Regions from separate parts of the Homo sapiens genome. Here all the other regions are linked to region 1. The links are chromatin contacts, found by Hi-C or POLR2A ChIA-PET in ENCODE. All regions are on one chromosome and are shown on one strand. Each heading gives the region's core, a stretch centred on a gene start or an enhancer-like site at or near the end of the contact. The rest is flanking DNA. Distances are from core to core; before and after follow the strand shown.

Region 1 (2,840 bases), core at 117-2,616:
GGAGTGGCAAGGGCCCAGAATTGGCCAGAAGTCATGAATTTTGGCTCTAACTCCTGAATTGAGTGGCTTTGAGCAAGTCACTTACCTCAGAGCCTCATTATTTTTATCTACACAATCAGGGGTTTGGCATCTATGACTTGAAATTCCTTTCCAGCACTATGTTTTGTTTCTGTGGTTGGTAACAATGTAAGAATTTTGGGGGACGCATTCTTCCAAACTCTTGTTTTTCCACTCACATCATTTCAGTAGAGAGCTGACTGCCAATATCACAATAACTTTTTTTTCGATTCATATCAACTTTAAAATGTGTTTTTAAAAATGGCAAGTTAGGTGTCTGTGAATAACAACTGATATTTTCCAGAATTTTTCCTTCCTTCCTTCCTTCCTTCTTTCCCTTCCTCCTTCCCTCCCTTCCTCCCTCCCTCCCTCCCTTCCTTCTTTGAAAGCCTTTTAAGAGGTGAACACAACAGTTTTGGCTTGGGACACAGCTCTGCGGGTCAGGATCTAACAAAGGGAAATCCCCGATGTGCTGGAACCTTACAGCTCCAGGAACCGGCTGTTTATGAAAGCTGAAGTACCGCTAGAGTGAGCAAAGAAGCCACTTGTGATTCCAGCCAATTGTCCCCAGTCCAGACCATTCAGAGGAAAGAGTTCTGCCGGTCTTCTGCATCCAGTTGCCAAAACCCAGGAGGTGCAGCACCTGCTTAGGAAAGCCATAGTGCATGGGGAAATGACCGCTGAGGGGGCCACACTTTCCCTTTTGCATTGGCAAAACTGTTGCTTTCTTACCTTTTAATACTCTTTCTCCGGATTTTGAGAATCCGACTATTTAAAGATTGCTTTCATACATTTAGTTTCTGCCCCACCCCACTACAGCCCCCTTAGGTTTCTTAACTTTTAAGACTTATGATAAATGAGGGTGGGACTGGGTGGGGAATGGGGTAGATGGGAGGGCTGGGAGGACTGGGAGAGTTGGAGTGGGGGATGGAAGATAAGGGTAGGGTGGAGCAGGAAGGGAAGGGTGGAGACGAAGGAATGAAAAAATGAATAACCCAGTGAAGCAAATGAATGGAGCAGCAGCCAAATAAGCAAACAAAACAAACATTTATTGACCGTCTGTCACTTGCTAGGTGTTGTGATAGACAGCAGGCAAATAGCTATGAGCCATGCAGCCAGGTCCTTGCCTTGTGAAATTTACAGTCCAAAGTGGGCGGATATCAAACAAATAATTAAGCAAATACTTTAATACTTACAACTGTGACACAATTGCCATGAAGAAATATAAGGGGCCCTCGCCCTAGTCCAGGAGGTGAGGAGGACGATGTTCAAGCTGGATTATTTCCATGCCATTTTCCAAATTGAAATCTCAAAGTAAATTATATTGCAATATGATGTATGTTTTTTCCAAGTGAAACCCAAGCACACATCCTGCTCTGCCCCACCCTCCGCCCCCACACGGGAAGCTCTCGGGATCAGCCTGGGTGTTCTGTGGTTCTGACGCCATCCTGAGAGCTCCACTGCCACACTCCTTCCCCTGCCTCCTAAATTCGATGTGGAGCGCCACCTAGAGTTTGGCTGACACATTCCCATAACCATAGGGTACAAGGATACTTTGAAATCTAGGATATTTGCTAAGTTTTGAAAATTGAATAAATAAATAATCCATTGGAAAAAATGAATAGCGAGTGAATGAGCAAAGCAGCAGGCAAATATACAAACAGGACAAACACTTTCATTCACTGTCATTGTCATCCAGCGTGAATTCAAAAGACTCCAAGTTTTCTAAAAAGAATGGCTTTCTCTAGGAGCTTTCCAAGATTTGTTTTGCAAAGCTGCCAAGGAGAATACTAGACAATGAATCGGAAGTAGCAAGTCTCACGGTGATATCCAAAGTGTTTTTCATCCAAACCTCAGAGCAAGAAGGTTCCAGGAAGATGCCTAAGTCAAATTAAGATGTTAAGTCAAATTTACCTCGTTCTAATAACTACCCAATAATTTATTGAACAGTCTATATTACTGAAATACCTATGGCATTAAGATAGAACCAACTGTTGTGATTTATGGAGTAGGCTAACATTGCAGCTGTTAAGGAAATGAAAAAATGTATGGGATCTGTCATTTTTAAATCACCTTTAAACAAGATATCCAGCTCTGTAACCACATTCCAATTAGTCTTACAAGAAAAGCCAAGCACAGTTACATTTCAAAAATGTTATCGCATATATAAAGAAGGAACTTATCTTTCTCTCTTACATTAGCCCTACTTTTCTCTACCAAAAACTTGCCCCAGAGAAAAACATATTCAGGTAAAGAAAAGTCATATCCATCCCCTCCATTCATTAATTTCATTTAACCAACATTTGTCGATCACCTCCGGTGGTACTACAGAGATGTTGGGATATCCTGCTTCATGATCTAGTTGGAGTAGATAGCAGATGCCAAGAAAGTGGACATGACAAAACTATGCTATTTCTAAATGCTATCTAGAAATAAGGAGAAGCACAAGGTGTCAAGGGCACTGCTGAGAGGCTCCTGACCAATTTGGAGCAGTCGGACAAGGCGTCTCCTGGATTACAGTGCTGTGTCTTCAAGTATCAACTTCCCGGAAGGCTAAGTTAAACAAAAGAAACTTACAAACCCAGAATGGTGAAGATATCACTTCTACTGAAAACTTTTCCATCTGAGATACAGTGATCTGGGCCAAAAGAACATAATGAAAATGAATAATTCTGAAATATAAGATCCAGGAGTATTGAAACGATTTTGATCTTGTCTGTCCTGTAGTGCTATCACTCTCCATATTGTCCAGCATATAATAGGTATTCAATAAAGATTTGTTG
Region 2 (2,840 bases), core at 88-2,587, 360 kb before region 1:
TTACATCTGAGAAAACCAAGGCACAGACAAGTAATGTGCCCAAAATTACAGGGTGTGTGGGACCAGGATTTGGGTCGGGTTGGTACTGGTGCCAACACCTGTGTGTGACCCCTACACCACTGTGCAGAGGCAGTGTGAGAGCAGGGGCAGAGCTGACAACGAGCCTTCCCAAATCCATTTCCTCCCCCTTGTATTTATTAAAGCACATTTTGAGACAGTGACCCAAGTTCGGCGTTAACTGCTCAATCTCAATACTAATCCGCATCGACCAAACATTTGATGGTGGGCTAGCCAAGCAGAGAAAATCTAATATATATGTTTTTGCAAGGCCCCCTCTTCATATAAATCTAACTCCTCCTTCCCTTTTCCTTTTTCTGATTCCTTATGGCTCTGGAATTTGTTGGGGTTTCTGCGAGCCGGCTTGAGCCGCAAAGTTCTCTTTCCTTTTGCTTATTTAACAAATGTGCAGTACCTTTCAGGACATGGGTGGTAAAGCGGAGACAATAAACATTTCCGATAAAAGCGTCGTTAGTGAGAGGATGATTTTTATCAAATGCTGCACATTGTCTCATAAGACGGCATGTGAAAAAGATCTGGGGGAAGAGGTAAACATTTACTCCTGCAGCAGACCGAGCCCCTTTAAGAATGGCCAGCTTAAAACAGCTTATAACAGTCTTCATACTTTAATAGATTTGATTTTCCACATGGCTTCATTTTGTCTGGGTGGCTAACCGACACAATTTATACCTCTCTTCCTTTCCCAGGTCACTACAGTACACCATTCAGTAAAGCATGCCTTAAAGCTTGTCTGCATTATATGACCAAACTTCCATTCATTAGTGTTTGAAACACTTCAGCTGTGAAGGGGCTCCTAAATGCTACCATGTGTGATGCTTTTGCGTAAAAGCAGCAAATGGGAGAAAAAAACCCCACAAGAATGGGCACTCACACATTCACATGAATGCACACACACACACATACACACACACACACACACACTCTATCCTGGGCTTTAATCACAGGCCACTGCATACTTCAAACCCTTTGCAAAAGGTTTCAAATATTCTCTTTCCCCCCGAAGACTGAGCGAGCTGTAAATCCTGGGAATAAACACACATACAAATGAATGGATTACAGCTTGAAAAATATAACCACGGCAGCATCAAGTCATGAGATTTCACACCGGTTTTGTTTAGTCTGCTTTGGGTTTTGTGGGAAAAGTGGAACGTATGAGGCTACCTCCCCTTTAACTCCCAACCCCCAAACTGTGGGCTTCACATATTTAAGCAGCAGGTTTATACCTCTTGACTAGGCAACAGGCCATGACCCTGAGATTCTCTGTGGAGCCCTGGCCACAAAGGAGGATGTAGCATGATCAAAGCCATGGGCAGACGAAAGAGAGACGAGCCAAAGATCAGCTGCCCTGTGACCCTGTCCTTTCACTTAATATTTAAATTCCAGAAAGTCACTAAGCTGTTAGGCAGATACACACCTCGTTTGTCCCCAGATGATTCACTTCTCATTCTGACATGAGGTGTGGACTTAGGTGACTACTCTGAAACAGACCACGGCATAAAAGCCAGCAAGTATATTTTATTCCTTCTTACGGTTAAAAAATTGATAGAACTCAGTCAAGCTGGCAAACCTCCTGGATTGTGCTGTAATTATTCAATTTCTAACTGTTTGATTTTTCTATACTATCCGGAAACCAAGGTACTTTCAAATCCGGAAGGAAACAGAATTTTCAGGCCATGAACTTAACAAAGACCTTGTACTAGATGGAATGTGATCAGCTTTTCAAAACATTCCCAGAAACTTTGCTTGATGTGAGCTGCTGAAACTCCTGAATTCCAACCCTTTAGACACAATTCAGATGAAAATGGTGGTAGGTCATATTGTTTCCTTAACTGTCCTTAAGACAATGTGGATAAGACAATGTGGATAGTTGTTTTATTAATGTATCTTTCTGCTGACCTTAGAATTCTACTAGTAACTATCAGTTAGTACTGGGAACATGACTAGGATGTCAGAGGGTGGAAGTCTCACTTCATTAAAGGTTTGGAGGCAATGTGGCTCTCACATGCTCAGAATGATGGTTTTCTCAAATGTCTAGTTAGTGGAGAGCTCTCTCTTCTTGGCATAGCCCTGGCTGGCCACCCTTCAAAGGAAGGAATGGTTCCCAAAGGGTTGATGTGGTGGGGCAGGTGGCTTTTCCCACCTCTGCAAACCTCAGCTCTCACCTTCCCAGTGACTTGGTCTTTGGTTACATGTGCGGATTCTGTACGACAAGTGTGCATTCAATGAAGAGAAGAAAAATCCTCCCTGTCAGGAATGAGGTTGGAAAACCCATTCTCAGCTCTCCTAAGTGTCATGGTTCGGCCAGACTTAACACAGGGTGCTTCTGTGGTGCAAAGAGGGAACAGAAACAGGTGACATGGAGAATAAGCAGCTGGCTCCGACATCCCCAAAGAGTCCTGTTTCTGTAACTGAGGAGTTGGTAGGGACCCCTGAGCTTCGATCATCTTTAATAACTTAAAAGACATGGATGGGGCCAGGTATGGTGGCTTACGCCTGTAATCCCAGCACTTTGGGAGGCCTAGGCAGGCGGATCACGAGGTCAGGAGATCGAGACCATCCTGGCTAACACGGTGAAACCCCATCTCTACTAAAAATACAAAAAATTAGCCAGGCGTGGTGGCGGGCACCTGAAGTCCCAGCTACTTGGGAGGCTGCGGCAGGAGAATGCTGTGAACCCAGGAAGCAGAGCTTGCAGTGAGCCGAGATGGTGCCACTGCACTCCAGCCTGGGCGACAGAGCAAGACTCCGTCTCAAATAAAAAG
Region 3 (2,840 bases), core at 96-2,595, 290 kb before region 1:
TCAAATGCTACCTTAAAAAATTTCCACATTTGAAACTTGTACCCTCAGGAAGAAAAAGAAAACCACTTTGAAGAAACAAAAATTATAACAAATGAGGTGGTTTGTTCTTTTCGCATGTATCCATTTGGCCTTGTTGAATTCTGGAGTACCCTGTCATGGCATATCTTGTCATGAAACTAAATGCCTTAGGTTTTAGCTGTGACCACACTGGGGTGAGGAGACAGTAGATGTTGCTATGAACAAAATGGGTCTTGCTGCAGCCCTTAAAGGTCCTCCTGTACTAACAGCAATTCGAGAGTTGAGCTGTAATTTCACCCTCCTTCATGCAGGACCTTGTCTCCCCTTCCACAGGAAATGGGGGCTGAGTCAGTGGGGCATGACTATAATAGGAGCCTGTGACCGGGGTGCAGTGTAGCCATCAGTATAAATCTGTCATAGACACACTCGCAGAGGAAGAGGGACTTCCATACACTGCCGTCTTTACACTTTTTGATGCAGATACAGATTTATGACACACGGGAAGCAGAGAGTCTTTGAGCCAGAGGGGCCCTGTGAATCAAGGCCATTTTGTAGGTTTCCGCCGCTTGAAAGAGCTACACATTTATAATTGTGCTTGAAGTCAGCCCCCTTCCAGCCCCAGGAGGCAGCATCATTTGGTTGAAATAAAACTGAGGACTTTTCTCAACAGCTGGCCAGCTCTAGTTTTAAGTTTTAACAACAGGATGAATGGATTGAGGACGGCTGAAGGCATCAAAAAGTGCTATGCCAGACTTTTAGGGACCGTTTTCCTGACGACCCCATTCCCATGGATCAGATTCTCTCGGAGATGACAAACTCTACTTTGAAGGGTCCCCTCGCTTTGGTCACCCAACACAGATGACTCTTTCACCAGGATACTTAAAAGCGATCCAACTGAGACCTTACAAAAATGTCTAACAAGTTTCAGGCAAAAAAAGAAAAGACAAAAAAGAGTCAGCTAGGAGTAAATGAAAAACCTGTCCAGAGTTGGTGTTAATTAATTAAAAACACAATTTCAAAGCATCCCTAATAGAAGACTTCCTCCGTGCAGCCAGTATCTGATTCAGGGAGTGACTCAAGCAATAAAATCACAGTTGGGACGACTCTCGTGGTGCTGGCAGGCCAAGTTCAATATTTTCCCTGTGAGGCATGCCTGTACTATAAAAAGAATGTGATGTTTGAAAATGAGTGTCTCTGCTCTGTGTGCTGGCATTAAAAGTCTCTCCTAGCCCTCCTGCCACATTTTGAGAGTACAGTATGAATCACAATCATGTGACGAGCACCTCCTTGCCAAATTCTTTCATGCTGCTACCACGGTATGTTCCCTCTTAGGTTTTTGCCAGCAGCCTCTGTCCTCCAGCCAAGACCATCAGAGTGAGTGTCGGCGCAGAGGCAGAGCACTCCGGTCCAGATTCACCAGCGAGAAGACAAGGCAGCGCATTATTGTACAAACTGTAATCTCTGAATTGACTAAGTGAGCAGGAAGGGACAAAAGTCAGCTGAGAGATGCAGCAAACAGGCTGCCAAGAGAGGATGAAACACACAGAAAAAGGGACTGACCTTTGGAGGGTAGCCTCCGTTGTGCTGGGCACGGGACTGGGCTCTTTAAACTCATGCTCTTATTTAATACTCCTGAGAAATGATCATTAATACTATGAGTGAGGAAACTGAGACCCACAGTTATTAGATAAGTCACTTGCTGCAGCCACGCAGCACAGGGCAGCAGAGTTGGGGCTGGAACCCAAGCTAGTGTCCTGTCTCTTCTCTCTCTATTCTACTGCTTCTGATTCTGCAGCTCAAACTTGGAGAAGCCAGGAAAACTGCTCTTCTCCCATCTTGGGCATTTTATTATTTACGCGACTCTTAACCAGCACTGTGCATCATGTCACTTTCAACAATGCATGTTGATGAAACATTTGTCAGCCAGATTAACAGCCGTAGGACCAATCTTCCACAGCCATGACCACAGAACGCACCCCCAAGCCTAACTGTCTTCCCTAAATGCTGCTCCAGTGTCACAATGGGAACTGGGAGAGTGTGTGGAGGAAAATATTATTGTAGTTCAACATCATGAATCACTACTGATGGAACCACTCAAAGTTTATCCCCTACTTACATCTGCATTTCCTTTGTGTTCATTTATTGCTGTGGTTAACTACAGATTTTGAGTCTCCTGTAAGCCTAGCACTGTCTGGCCCCTAAGAAACAGAAATGGATCATGAAATCAGAAAGCTCCCTGGAGTTATAATGCTTATTTATCCCAGTCTTCCTAAATGGTCTGGTAGGTACAAGGGTTTGGAATCAAAACAGGGTCAGAGCGGCTGAGTTTCTATACTTTACATTAAAAAGTCAACTGGTTCCAATGGATGAAAGAGGAGGTAAAGGAAGAAATGGAAGGCTCAATTCACATATACGAATATATTGAAGAAGTCGGCTGGGCGCTATGGCTCATGCCTATAATCCCAGCACTTTGGGAGGCCGAGGCAGGCAGATCACTTGAGGTCAGGAGTTCGAGATCAGCCTGGCCAACATGGTGACACAGTGAAACCCCGTCTCTACAAAAAATGCAAAAAAAGCCGGGCACGGTGATGCACACCAGGGATCCCAGCTACTCAGGAGGCTGAGGCAGGAGAATCGCTTGTACTGGGAGGCAGAGGTTGCAGTGAGCCAAGATCGCGCCCCTGCACTTCAGCCTGGGTGACAGAGTGAGACTCCATCTCAAAAAAAAAAAAAAAGAATATACTGAAGAAGCGGTAAAATAGTCCTCTCAATCTCAGCTTAATCCAAGAAGGACTTCCCTTTCATGGAGTTCAGGTCTATCT

Evidence for each region. Hi-C counts contacts between places; a loop is a spot of excess contacts on that map. ChIA-PET counts read pairs that join two places held with the same protein, here RNA polymerase II (POLR2A). Pooled maps may share reads with other maps.
Region 2: a map of PC-9 shows a loop between it and region 1 (13-fold over the local background). The contact joins the enhancer-like site here to the promoter of LINC02454 in region 1. A Hi-C loop is called at or near these places in 1 of 168 maps with a recorded cell type or tissue (PC-9) and 4 of 50 pooled maps. POLR2A ChIA-PET finds 5 or more read pairs at or near these places in 1 of 52 experiments (BJ).
Region 3: a loop to region 1 is called in a map of PC-3, with 3 times the contacts of the local background. The contact joins the enhancer-like site here to the promoter of LINC02454 in region 1. A Hi-C loop is called at or near these places in 4 of 168 maps with a recorded cell type or tissue (PC-3, ascending aorta, cardiac septum and 1 more) and 11 of 50 pooled maps.

The regions. Positions count from the first base shown.
Region 1 is chr12:65,601,395-65,604,234 of GRCh38, reverse strand. It overlaps LINC02454 (long intergenic non-protein coding RNA 2454), which reads right to left and starts at 1,366. Exons shown (of 3, transcript NR_146529.1): 1 at 1,254-1,366. The region is part of intron 1 of MSRB3-AS1 (MSRB3 antisense RNA 1); the gene reads left to right.
Region 2 is chr12:65,959,898-65,962,737 of GRCh38, reverse strand. The region is part of intron 4 of HMGA2 (high mobility group AT-hook 2); the gene reads right to left. Among named protein-coding and RNA genes, the nearest start is that of HMGA2-AS2, 13 kb to the right of the region's middle. Within about 2 kb of position 1,337, at least 3 of the 41 ENCODE cell types and tissues checked have a DNase peak (open chromatin) inside an H3K27ac peak, as active enhancers do.
Region 3 is chr12:65,890,641-65,893,480 of GRCh38, reverse strand. The region is part of intron 3 of HMGA2 (high mobility group AT-hook 2); the gene reads right to left. Among named protein-coding and RNA genes, the nearest start is that of HMGA2-AS1, 9.7 kb to the right of the region's middle. RefSeq lists enhancers at 1,158-1,452, 1,093-2,005. Within about 2 kb of position 1,345, at least 20 of the 41 ENCODE cell types and tissues checked have a DNase peak (open chromatin) inside an H3K27ac peak, as active enhancers do; they include PC-3 and endothelial cell of umbilical vein, where a contact is called at or near this core.